Linked DNA regions of Mus musculus: region 2 is linked to region 1. A link is a loop called in an ENCODE intact Hi-C map of the cell type or tissue named here. Cell type or tissue: left cerebral cortex. All regions are shown on one strand. Links, peaks and the distances in the headings refer to the core of each region. The heading gives the core; the rest is flanking DNA. Region 1 holds the start of Ecpas (Ecm29 proteasome adaptor and scaffold). Region 2 overlaps Txn1 (thioredoxin 1).

Region 1 (5,371 bases), core at 92-5,091:
CAAGAGCTCAGAGATGCTAACACCAAGGAAACTATTCTTGCCACTATTTTTTTTCTGAGATTTTGTTTTATGTGTGTGGGTGTTTTGTCTGCACATGCACGTCTGTTCCCCACACGCATGCAGTGCCCGCAGAGGTTAGAAGGTGTCAGTCAGATCTTGTGGAACTTGAGTTACAGATGGTTAACTGCCATTTGGACCCTGGGAAGTGAACAAGGGTCTTCTGGGAGAGCAACCATGCTTCTAACCACTGAGCCATCTCTCCAGCCTCTATCCTTGCCATCTCTGAACACCTAAATAGATAAAAAAAAGACCCTTAGCCAGCCTTTCATGACATTTAGAGTGTTTTACTATAGAGTACAGAACTAGGAGAGTTCGTATGCATCAAACGGCTGACAAGTTTTGAATCCTTTCTGAGGAGTAGTGGACAATGGTACTGGGAGGGGTGGAGAGACATTTCTGTACTTTAGTATTGTTTATAAATGGTCATTGCATTTATTTTGGAAGAAATGCCAAACCAAAGAGCAAGAATGTCCACTAAAAAAGCACTGAGGCTCAGAGCACTATACAAATCTAGTCAGTTTCAAGTCCCCAGGAGGGAGAGGGTGGAGTTAGTCTGGAGTTAGTCAATCTGGAGAGTAGGGTGAGATTGGGGATATGGGAATGGGGCTGGGGAGAAGGTACATATACTATTAAGTCATTAACAAATGGTAATGTAGTTCTTCCAATTAATAGTGAAAGTGTTTGTGGGGGTTGAAAACATTTACCCAGAACCTGGACTCCACCTGTGTTTGCTTTTCTGTCACTGTGACAAGTTTATGACCATTTAAAATGAGTAAAAAAACAAAACTGTATTTGGCTCACAGTTTCAGAGGTGTGGTACATGGTCACTTGGTTCCATTGCTGTGGACTTGAGGTGGGGCTGGACACGTGGCAGGGTGTGTGTGATGAAATAAAGCAGCCCCTCTCACGGCAAACACGAAGCAGACAGCAATGACAGGAAGAGGCCATTGCAACACAGTCCCTAAGAACACACCTCCAGTGATATACTTCCTTCAGTTAGCCCCACCTCCTGCTTTTCCATGGGCAATGGAGCTGTGCAATCAGTATTAACCTCTGATTAGGCCAGACTCTCAGGATCTAATTATTGTCCCAAAGTCCAGCATTAGGCAAAACAAGCAGCAGGGAAGGAGTGTGTGTGTGTGTGTGTGTGTGTGTGTGTGAGAGAGAGAGAGAGAGAGAGAGAGAGAAAGAGAGAAAGAGAGAGAGAGACCATATCCAAGTTTTATCACTATGAACCAAACTGAACCTGGGGCTATACATGTGTGCAGAACTAGGTCTTGAAGCATCAACAAATTCTACATTTAATAATTTTTCTCTTGGGTGTGAGATGGGTGAGGTAGCTGAACTAGGAGGAAGGACTCTTATTTTTATGATAATGACAAAGATAATGTAACTTTCTTTGTAAATGTAAAATTAATACAGGAAGTAACATGGTCAGTGTTTGTTGCTATCTCGTACTTGCCTAAGTTACATTGGGAGCCGCATGTATTCAAATTTCAAGGCATTATCTAGGGCCCTAGGGATTCCATTTTGCGGGAATATATGCAACTTCAGTTCATTTAGGGTCTCGATTATTTTCTTTTCCTCTAAAAATGTCTTTGATCTGGCACCTAATTTCTTTCTTTTTTTTTTTTTTTTGGTTGTTCTTATAGTAACCATATAAGCCCTTGATTTGAATTCCATTTTGCAGCTGTACACGACCTCATGGACCAACGAGAGGCTTAAAGTTAAAAGTTGGGATTGCCACTAAACTCGGGTTAAGAAGAAGGACTCTAAAGCACGTCTTGGTAGCTCAAATATCGTGGTTTCCGGCCCTTCCCTGGCTCGCAGCTCGCTCGGGAGGCTAACGTTAGGGGAGCATCCCCCAGGGTGAGCCCTCGGTGCAGGTCCCTCTGGGCTTTAACTTCGGGGCTGCTCGGAGGCCCGGCCTGAGTCAGCGCGGCGGCCGAGAAGTTGGGCGCGAGGCGCAGGGCGGGGCTTCCTCCTCTTCCTCCTCCTCCTCCTCCGATTCGAGCCCCGCTCTACTTTTCCGAGTCCGCGTCTCTTCCTCCGTCCGGGCGCGTGTTCCTCCAGCTCCGACCAGGCGGACGTGACAGCCGCAGACCTTTAACGCCACAGCCCGGGGCGGGGAAGCTCTCCGCGGCAGCCAGGACAGCCCGGCTCCGCTCGGCCGCACGCAGGCTCCTCCGGAGCGGCCGCGCGTCTCCTCGGGCCCGGCCCGTCCTCCACCTCGCTGGGTCGCCGCAGCATCCCGGGCTATGGAGACCGGCTCCGACTCAGGTCAGAGGCCGCGTGCTTGCGTGCGGCTGAGGGAATGAGGCTCAGGTCCAGGGGTTGGCCCGCCGCGTCTGCGTCTCCCGCTCCGCGCCGGGGAAGCTTGGCGGCGGCAGGTGGGCAGGACGCGGCGCGAGCGAGGCAGCGAGGGCGGGCGAGCGGGCGCGCGAGGGGCCGGCGGAGGCGGAGGGGGAGGGGGGAGGATGGCTCAGCTCTTTCTAAATATAAGAGCCGGCGTGAGGCTAGCAAGCCGGGCGCCGAGCCGAAGAGCCGCCGCGCGGTCACTCGGCCGCACGGGCGGCAGCGGCTCCTCCGAGGCGCGAGGCTGAGAGGGAGCTCCCGAGTCGCGAGCTCGCGAGGCGCGGCGAGAGCGACGCTCGCAGCGCAGAGGACGCAGGCAGCGGGCGGGCCTCGAGGGCGCAGCGCGGCCCGCGTGAGAGACCCGAGGCGGCTCCGGGCCCCTGCGGCACGGCGCGGCGCGGCGCGGCACCGCACGGCACGGCACGGCGACGGCCGCGAGCCCCCCTCGCCGGCCGCCCGCCCGCCCCTCCCTCGCTCGCTCCCGGGCGCAACATGGCTGCGGCCGCCGCCTCCGCCTCCCAGGACGAGCTGAGTAAGTGCGGCGCGGAGCCTGCAGCTGGGAGCGGGATTTAACTCCACGCAGGACCGGGGCTGGGCCCGGCCAGACACGGGAGGCTGGGGGGGCGCGGGGCCGGGCAAGTGGGTGTGCGGTGGTCTCGGCACGGGGCTCCGGGGCTCAGGCCTGGCGGGAGGGCGGGCGAACAGGCGCGGGCCGCCGCCGCGGGCGCTCGTAGGCCGCAGGTTTGCAATGTCACGTCGTGAAATTGAAACCAGAGCCCCGGGCTTAGCTACCCCTGCTCGAAATCTGCTTCGGCCCGGGCTTTGGGGGGATCCCGGGCCCCTGGCTTGCTACCGGAGCTGGCGCGCGGCCTGTCGCCCCCAGGTCGGACTGTGTCCACCCGTCCGTTCCGTCAGACCCCCCGCATGTCCCTTGATTCTGACTGACGGGCGAATTCTGGACGTGGAGCTTTGGGGAAGGGGAGAGGGTTGCCTTTCCCGCACCTCCAAGGAATCGGCAGAAAGGTCACAGATGGGAGATGACTTTCAGGTTGAAGCTGTAAAGGCCAATAGGGCCGCTGTTAATGGCAGAAAAACAAAACAAAACAAAAAACAAAACGAGGGTGACGGAGCTGTCAGAAAGGAGAGAGTCCCACTCCATGCCAAGCGTTGCGATTTTCCAGGGGATGACGATCCAAGCTCGCTGGGAGCAGTGGTCGCCCTTAATGCCAGGCCGCCCAGCCTGCTGCCCGTGTTCCACTCTATGCTTTGTGGGAAGTGTAGTTCTAGGATGTTGTCAGCCTATTCTGGGGTCATAAATATTCAGTTTTCGTGAGATATGTAGGATAATCGATTGCGTTTTGGGTGGTTGGTTCAAATGCTTTAGGGTATTTACGAGAAACCTACTCCCCTATGTTGCCCTTCAGTAAAGACTAACAAAGAAAGGTGTTATTTGAGGATGATGTGTATTTTAAATGCCAGCATGGGTGAGGTGTTGTAAGCGTATGTTTGTGAAGCTTATGTTATTAAAGCGTCTCAATCGCCATGTGAAAGTAGTTAAACTTAATTTATGTTTCTTTGGTGCTTGGCATTTGAAAGCTACTTTTATGAACGTGATCTCACTTTTGCCCTCATAACAACCTTGTGTGGCAGGTAGGTAGGAATTATCCCTTGTTTCAAAGAGGAGGCATAAACGTTTAGAGGGATTAAGTTCCATGCTGCTTTGAACTGGTGGAGCAGGAGTGCTAGTTGCTCGGTTGGAAGCTGAAGTACGCGTTTGGTTTGGCTCTGGGAAGAAAGGAGACTCTGAGGAGAGCAAGAAGAGGGAGGTCTCCGGTACGGAGAGGTAGATGGAGGTGGCCACAGTGTTGAGTGTTTGCCTCACAGTCCCAATGGAACCAACACTTGACCTTTGAAGAGACCAATTTCTCAGTTTTATTTTTCAGTGTTTTTATGGTGGTGTGATACGCATCACAAGATTTATCATCCTAACCATGTTTTAAGTGTGAAGTTCAGGGTCATTGTGTACATGGACTCTGTTGTGCAATCACCACCTCCGTCCATCTTCAGGATTCTTCCATCTTTCAAGACTAAAATTCTGTAATTGTTAAACAACTCCTTCCCTCCTCTTCCTTGAATCCCCTGGCAGCCACTTTTCTGCTTTTTGTCTCTGAACTTCACCATATAACTTTTCACTGTTTGTCTCCCCCCCACTCCCCACCCCGTTTTGTGGCTGTGTTTTTTTTTTTTTAATTTAGTATAATGTCTTCAAAGTTTATCCTTGCTATAACATCTGCCATGATTTTCTTTCTAAGATTGAATAATTCTCTCTTGCATGTAATACATTTTCTTATCCATTCATCTTACTATGGATGAATGCTTCCAAATTTTAGTTGCCATCCATAATGCTGCAGTGGTCCTCCTTTCAGTTCTTTTGGGAATAACCCTTAACTTTTGAGGAACTGCCGCTTTCTTTGTTTCACTTTTGTGGTTCTGGGGATTGAAGCCAGAGCCTTTGACATTAGTATGAAGTGCTAGTATGTGAGTGCTCTGCCACCAGTCACACTCCCAGCCTGCCATTTGTCTTTTTCCCAGTGACCATGCCATTTCACACTCCCATCAACACTGCATAAAGGGTTTCACTTCTCCATATTATTGTCAATAATTATTAGTTTCTGTAATCTCACTAGTACCATTTTAGCAGACATCAGGTCATCTGATATCAATTAGAAATAATATGTATTTTAAAATTGACGTGTCTCATGGTGTTTGGGTTTCTGTTGTAACACTAACATTAACATTTCAGTTACTGGTAGAGATGGGAAAGAAAATGAGAAAGAGTTAACAATTTGGAGTGGTTCAAGTGTTTCTGTATCTACAGTGTGCACTTATATATCAGATACCTGTTAAGATGCTGAGGGTATTTCTGGTTAAGAGATTTATTGGCGTTAGCAGCAAA
Region 2 (5,371 bases), core at 54-5,053, 960 kb after region 1:
GCGTCGCAGGGCGTGTTTCTGGCAGCTCTGGCTCTGGAATGACTCTTTTCTTATTGAGGATCAATCGTGGTCCAGATGTGGGTGTCATCAGAGCAGCCTGCCATACCACCTTGACCTGTGTCTTACAATAAAGAATAGGTGCTGTGGCCTCTGATAATTACATAAGGGGAGATTTTGTAAGAGAATTATCTGCAACAACCAGTGGTGGTTGGGAACAGTGGTTTCCATTGCTCTGCCCGCTCTTCACACCCAGACATGGATTTGATGGGCAAGTCTGACTAGACGTCTCTGGAAGCTGTCGTAGCCATTCTGTAGTGTTCTCAGAAATGACATGTGATTGTTTTCCTTGAAAGAAAAAAAAATGTGAGATAGAAATTAAAAACCTAAAAACTGTATCCAGGGCCAAAGAGACGGCTTAGCAGATAAGAGGATTGGGTGTTCTTCCATAGGGTAGGGTGGGGCTCAATACCCAACACCAACATGGTCACTTATACCCATCTCTAACTCCAGTTCCAGAGCATCTGATACCCTCTTCTGGCTTCTTAGGACACCAGGCACACAAGTGATGTACATAAATACATGCAGACATAAACACTGATACTCATAAATAAATAAATGCAAATATAAGAAACAGTAAATATAAATTAAAATTAAAGTAAGTATACCCCCATGAAAATGCATTAGGTTTTAACTAGGGGTGTGTGTGTGGTTATAAGATATTTACTTTCCTTTGTTGGACCAGATATAATATTCTTAATTTGTCTTAGTTTTTGCTAAATAATTTGACCAGCATTTTTCCCAGAAGGAAATGTTGGCTTCAGATACAACTTGTGTGTGTTGCTTTGATTCACTTTGTTGCCCCGGTTTGGGTTTTGGTCACTCTCCATGACTAATGGTGGTTTGAATGAGTCCCTGGTGACTAGACTGTTAGGTTCCTAGGGTTACAGTCTCAAGGCTTTTAGTAAATAATTCAGAGAGGTTGGCAGTGAGGGTTTGTTTTTTTTTTTTTTTAATCATTTTTGCTGGGGATTTCATATGACAGAATAATTCCTTCTTGAGAAACCAAAACTTGGATTCATGTAAAGAACAGAGTTTTGATCCATAGGGCAAAAGCCAAAGGTGGATAAACCAGAAAGATCCCAACTCTATAGGCCCTGGTTAAAGCACACAGAAGGGGCTGGAGTGCTGGCGTGGTGGTTAAGAGACCCTCAGGCAGTACCCACTACCCATGGCTCCAGCTCTAGGGGGGATCCCAAGACCCCTCTCGGCACCAGCAGATACACACACAAATTAAATCTTAACACAGCAACACACAGGACATTATGCTAGTGATGAGCTGAGTAGGAGACTGCTCTCCTGGACTCTGCCTTGGGGTCAGAGGTTTTCCCATGTTTTACTCTAGACAAATACGGTAAGTGTTGCCTTCATTTGACCCTTGGTTAAGTAACTTGTGACTTCCCCATTGCTTAACTGTGTCTTCTTGTGGAGCTTCTTCAGTTTTTGAGGCTCCTTTCACCAACCCCCTAAGAATCCACTATCTATCACAGAACTGATTTTAAAGGGTAAACATTTTTACCACAAATGCCTATTTCCCTTTCTTGTATTTAGTGTAAATGTTGGTTATGTGCTAAGGATGTAACTCAGAGGCAGGTGCCAGGCCCTGGGTCCATACACCACCTCAGGTTAGGCAGTTCGTAATATCTTATACATATTCCTGAAGACTTGAAGACCAATACACTCTGCTTATATCACCTGATCAAGTATAATAATGCCAACTGTGTGCAGGATTCCTTTCAGGCCACTTTATGTGGTTGCTTTGGATTAAAAGATAGGCCCGAAGAGCCGAACCTCATCTTTTGTACTTAATATCTCTTTGTTGCTGATTTGCATGTTTGCTTGGGTCTTTTTGGAGGATATGGGGGAGGGGGGGTCCTCACTGACTGGCCTGGAACTGGCCACTGTGGTAGACCATGTTGGCCTCCAGCGTGAGTGCTGGGTTTAAAGGCGTGGTGGCACCTGGCCACATCTCACGGAAAGTGAAAGTATATGATGTGTAACACAGGTGTTTCTTTCTCCCTCTGCAGGAAGCTTTTCAGGAGGCCCTGGCCGCCGCGGGAGACAAGCTTGTCGTGGTGGACTTCTCTGCTACGTGGTGTGGACCTTGCAAAATGATCAAGCCCTTCTTCCATGTGAGTGGAGTAGCAGTGAGCTTTGAGGCTGGGTGGTAGACCCAAGCCAGAGAAAAGGATTGAAATTAATGGGTGCGAGGAGTTTGCTGTTTGCTTTATTTTATTCTCCTGTGTCATTGGCTTAAAAGTAGTACTAGCATGGAAACTTACGTAATATAGTTCATTGAGGACAACTTTGGGGAGTTTTGTTGTCTTAAATAATTTTGTCCCCTGCCCCAGGATCTCCCCCCCCCCTTCCCTGATTTGATACCTGGGCCTAGTGTGAAATTCGGCCTTCAAAGTTACAGTGCCGAATTACTTTACTCTTAGGAACACTTGACTGAGAGACAGCTGTGTCCCTGGCGCTTGCTTCATCTCTAGGCTGAATTTTTAGACCTGGCTAGTGAGATTGCTCAGTGGGGGAAAAAAAAGACACATGGCTCACCCTGCCAGCCTGAGGATCTGAGTTTGATCCTCAAAACCCACCCTGGAAAGACAGAACCAGTTCCCAGAGGTTGCTCTCGGACTTCCACATGCACCTGTACACATTTACATCAATAATAATGCAATAATAAATAAAATAAGTTCTTTCAAAATAAGTGTATGGAGCTGGAGAGATGGCTCAGTGGTTAAAAGCACTGGCTGCTCTTGCAGGGGACTTTGGTTTGGTTCCCAGCACCCAAATGGGAGAGTCACAACCTTCTATAACTCTTGTGGGGTGTTCAGCGCCCTCTTCTGGCCTTTGCAGGCGCCAGGCACACCCATGGTGTACAGACATACATGTAACCAAACCACCCGTATGCATAAGCTAAAATTAAATAAATGTTTAATCTCTGTTACATTTCCTTTGAAGACGCTTAACTATGTTGAATGCTATTATCCAGTTCTAACGCTTCTTGGTTTGTTTGAATGTTTCCAGTCCCTCTGTGACAAGTATTCCAATGTGGTGTTCCTTGAAGTGGATGTGGATGACTGCCAGGTACGTAGTACGAAATCGGATGCTACCAAACACCTTCACAGTGGCCTCCACTGGAGTCTACCCTGTTGTTTAAAATAAAAACGTCCAGTAATACTAGAAGTGGGACTCTAAGAAGTTCTATTTCGGAAGAATAGGGCGTGTGCCAGTTATGGGTGTGGTCCTAGACACTCAGAGAGCTGTGTTTGCACATCTAGAGTAAGCATCTCACCACTCGCAGCCTGTGGGGGCCTTTGGGGCCTATATTCTACATCCCCCCGCCCCCAGATGATCACTGGAAATAAGTTCACTTTGGCTCTAAGAGATAGTAGACTAGGTGGCATCGTGGAATTGTGAGGCCACTGTTGAGGTGCTCTGAACTTCTCGTGTGTGGGAACTGTATCCACGGGCTCTTTCTAAAAAGAATATTGTTATTCGTATGCTTGGTCTGAATCGGTGAGAAAGCCCTGGCATTACAACAAACATTAGAGTCACCCTGGTGCCTTAGAGAGCTGGGGGGAACTTAAGGGGAAACTCACAGCCTGGCTTTATTTAGCAAGTTCATGCCTGTTGTGCACTCAGCTCTGTTCTGTATACTTTCCACATTCTGATATCGTTCCTCTCCCGTTCCCCATGCTGCCCTGCTTTAGGGATGGGAAAGCTGAGACAGAGAAGACTTGTTCTTGCAGAGCCAGTATTTAAAATGAGGAAGCATACCTCCTCTGCCCTTGGCTCTTACTCTCCCCAGCTTCTTAGCATATGCCCTTTGCTCTCACACAGGCCACTGGGCTGGAAAGGCCTGTGTGGTATGGAGCACCAGGGCCCCGAGGAAGGATGCGTGAGTGCTTTTACTTGCCCTGGGACAGAAAGAAGTTAGCGAATGGGGTGGCCGCAAAGGTATTGGTCTCACTGGGTTCTGCTTTAAGCTAATCTCCCATCTTTTTCAACCCTGGTTCTCAGTCTATAATGAGATCTCTGTACCTAGCCATCAGCTTGGCAAAAGTTCGGGAGGGTCACATGAGGTGTTCAGAGGTCCTCTTCAGGCTCCCAGTATCCCCAGCATGGCTGTCCTCAGTACACTTTCTGGCCTGTCTTCGCTTGTGTGTCTCCCCGGCCTGTCCTTTCCTACCTGGCTAAACCATAGTCACAAGCTTCGCTTCTTCATTTACCTATGCTATACCCTCAGTCAGCTTTTCTTCTGAGCCTACAGTGGTACAAGAAGAGATGGACCCCGTGCCCCTACTGCTGGTTGCCTGTCCCTTATGAACAGTGGAGGCTTGCTTGGGTTGTTTCTCTGTGCCTTGCTTTCATCCTCTAAATGGCAGTGTTGTCCAGTGTCACAATCCAGATTGAGCAAGACCGTAATTATGAAGCCTTTGGAGTGCCTGGCTCCTAAATACTTGGTGAAACGTGACTGCTTTTATAGGTAGTGAGCATCCAATATCCAAAGTGGTCTGAGATCCAAGCAGTTTTGAAAGTCTGTGCAGATATTATGAAACCTAGAAACCCTAAAACACACCTGGTCCTAAGCATTTTGACTAAGGGATACTCCATTGTAATTGTCTATCACTTGTCTTTGTAAAATGGCTAAGAAGTTACTCTTCTAATAGAGTTAGGGAGGAAGTTGAGGGCATAACCTGCTTGTCGGGGGAAGAAAATTCTTGTTCTCTGTTTTCACAAACTTAGTCTGTCCGTAGTACCCATCCCCAGCCTCTTCATACATAGCTGCCTAAGACTATCGGGAAACGCATATTTACATTGCGAGTCTCTACAGTAGCAAAATTAGTTATGAAGTAGCAGTTTTATGGTGGGGGTCACCTTAGCCTGAGGAAATGTATTAAAGAGTCGCAGCAATAGGAAGGTTGAGAACCACTGCTATATGGTTAATTAGCCAGGAGATGTTTACTCTTGGTTTAGATCAGTTGACCCTGTCAGATAATTCTACAGGCACTGAAGTCTCCTGGGCCCTCTGCCTGTGTATCTGTGAGAGTGTTTTAACGCTCACCCTAGGGATGGAGAAGGGACTTCAGCACAGCCGGTGATGGAGGCAGAGGAAGGCCCTGTGGAACTGAGGACAGGTGCCCCTGCCTCAGTCCTGACCCCTTCAAAGATATATATGTACAGCAGCTGGGGCCATGCAATGACAGCCCCTTCAGGTCTGTTTGGGTGTCTTTCAAAACTTGAAGTGACCCTGTGACCAAATTGAGGCCTTTAACTTTGGTTCCATACTCTAAAGACCACAGCATAG

Evidence for each region. Peaks named below come from ENCODE experiments on the same cell type or tissue, not always from the same donor. Only the 100,000 strongest peaks of a DNase experiment are listed, where the experiment ranks them.
Region 2: it touches region 1 in a loop (2.9-fold over the local background); 3 of 42 quality-filtered maps call a loop at or near these places.

What each region holds. Positions count from the first base shown.
Region 1 is chr4:58,909,445-58,914,815 of GRCm38, reverse strand. It overlaps Ecpas (Ecm29 proteasome adaptor and scaffold), which reads left to right and starts at 2,067. Exons shown (of 49, transcript NM_172381.3): 1 at 2,067-2,340. The coding sequence starts at 2,319. In left cerebral cortex, for the core only: a CTCF peak has its summit at 2,412; DNase peaks (open chromatin) are centred at 2,547, 2,825, 3,155, 3,548 and 1 more place; H3K4me3 peaks cover 2,925 bases; H3K27ac peaks cover 2,430 bases.
Region 2 is chr4:57,948,615-57,953,985 of GRCm38, reverse strand. Txn1 (thioredoxin 1) reads left to right here. Exons shown (of 5, transcript NM_011660.3): 2 at 2,085-2,189; 3 at 3,088-3,147. Among named protein-coding and RNA genes, the nearest start is that of Txn1, 5.1 kb to the left of the region's middle. In left cerebral cortex, for the core only: a CTCF peak has its summit at 2,922 (motif pointing left); no DNase peak of the experiment used is centred there.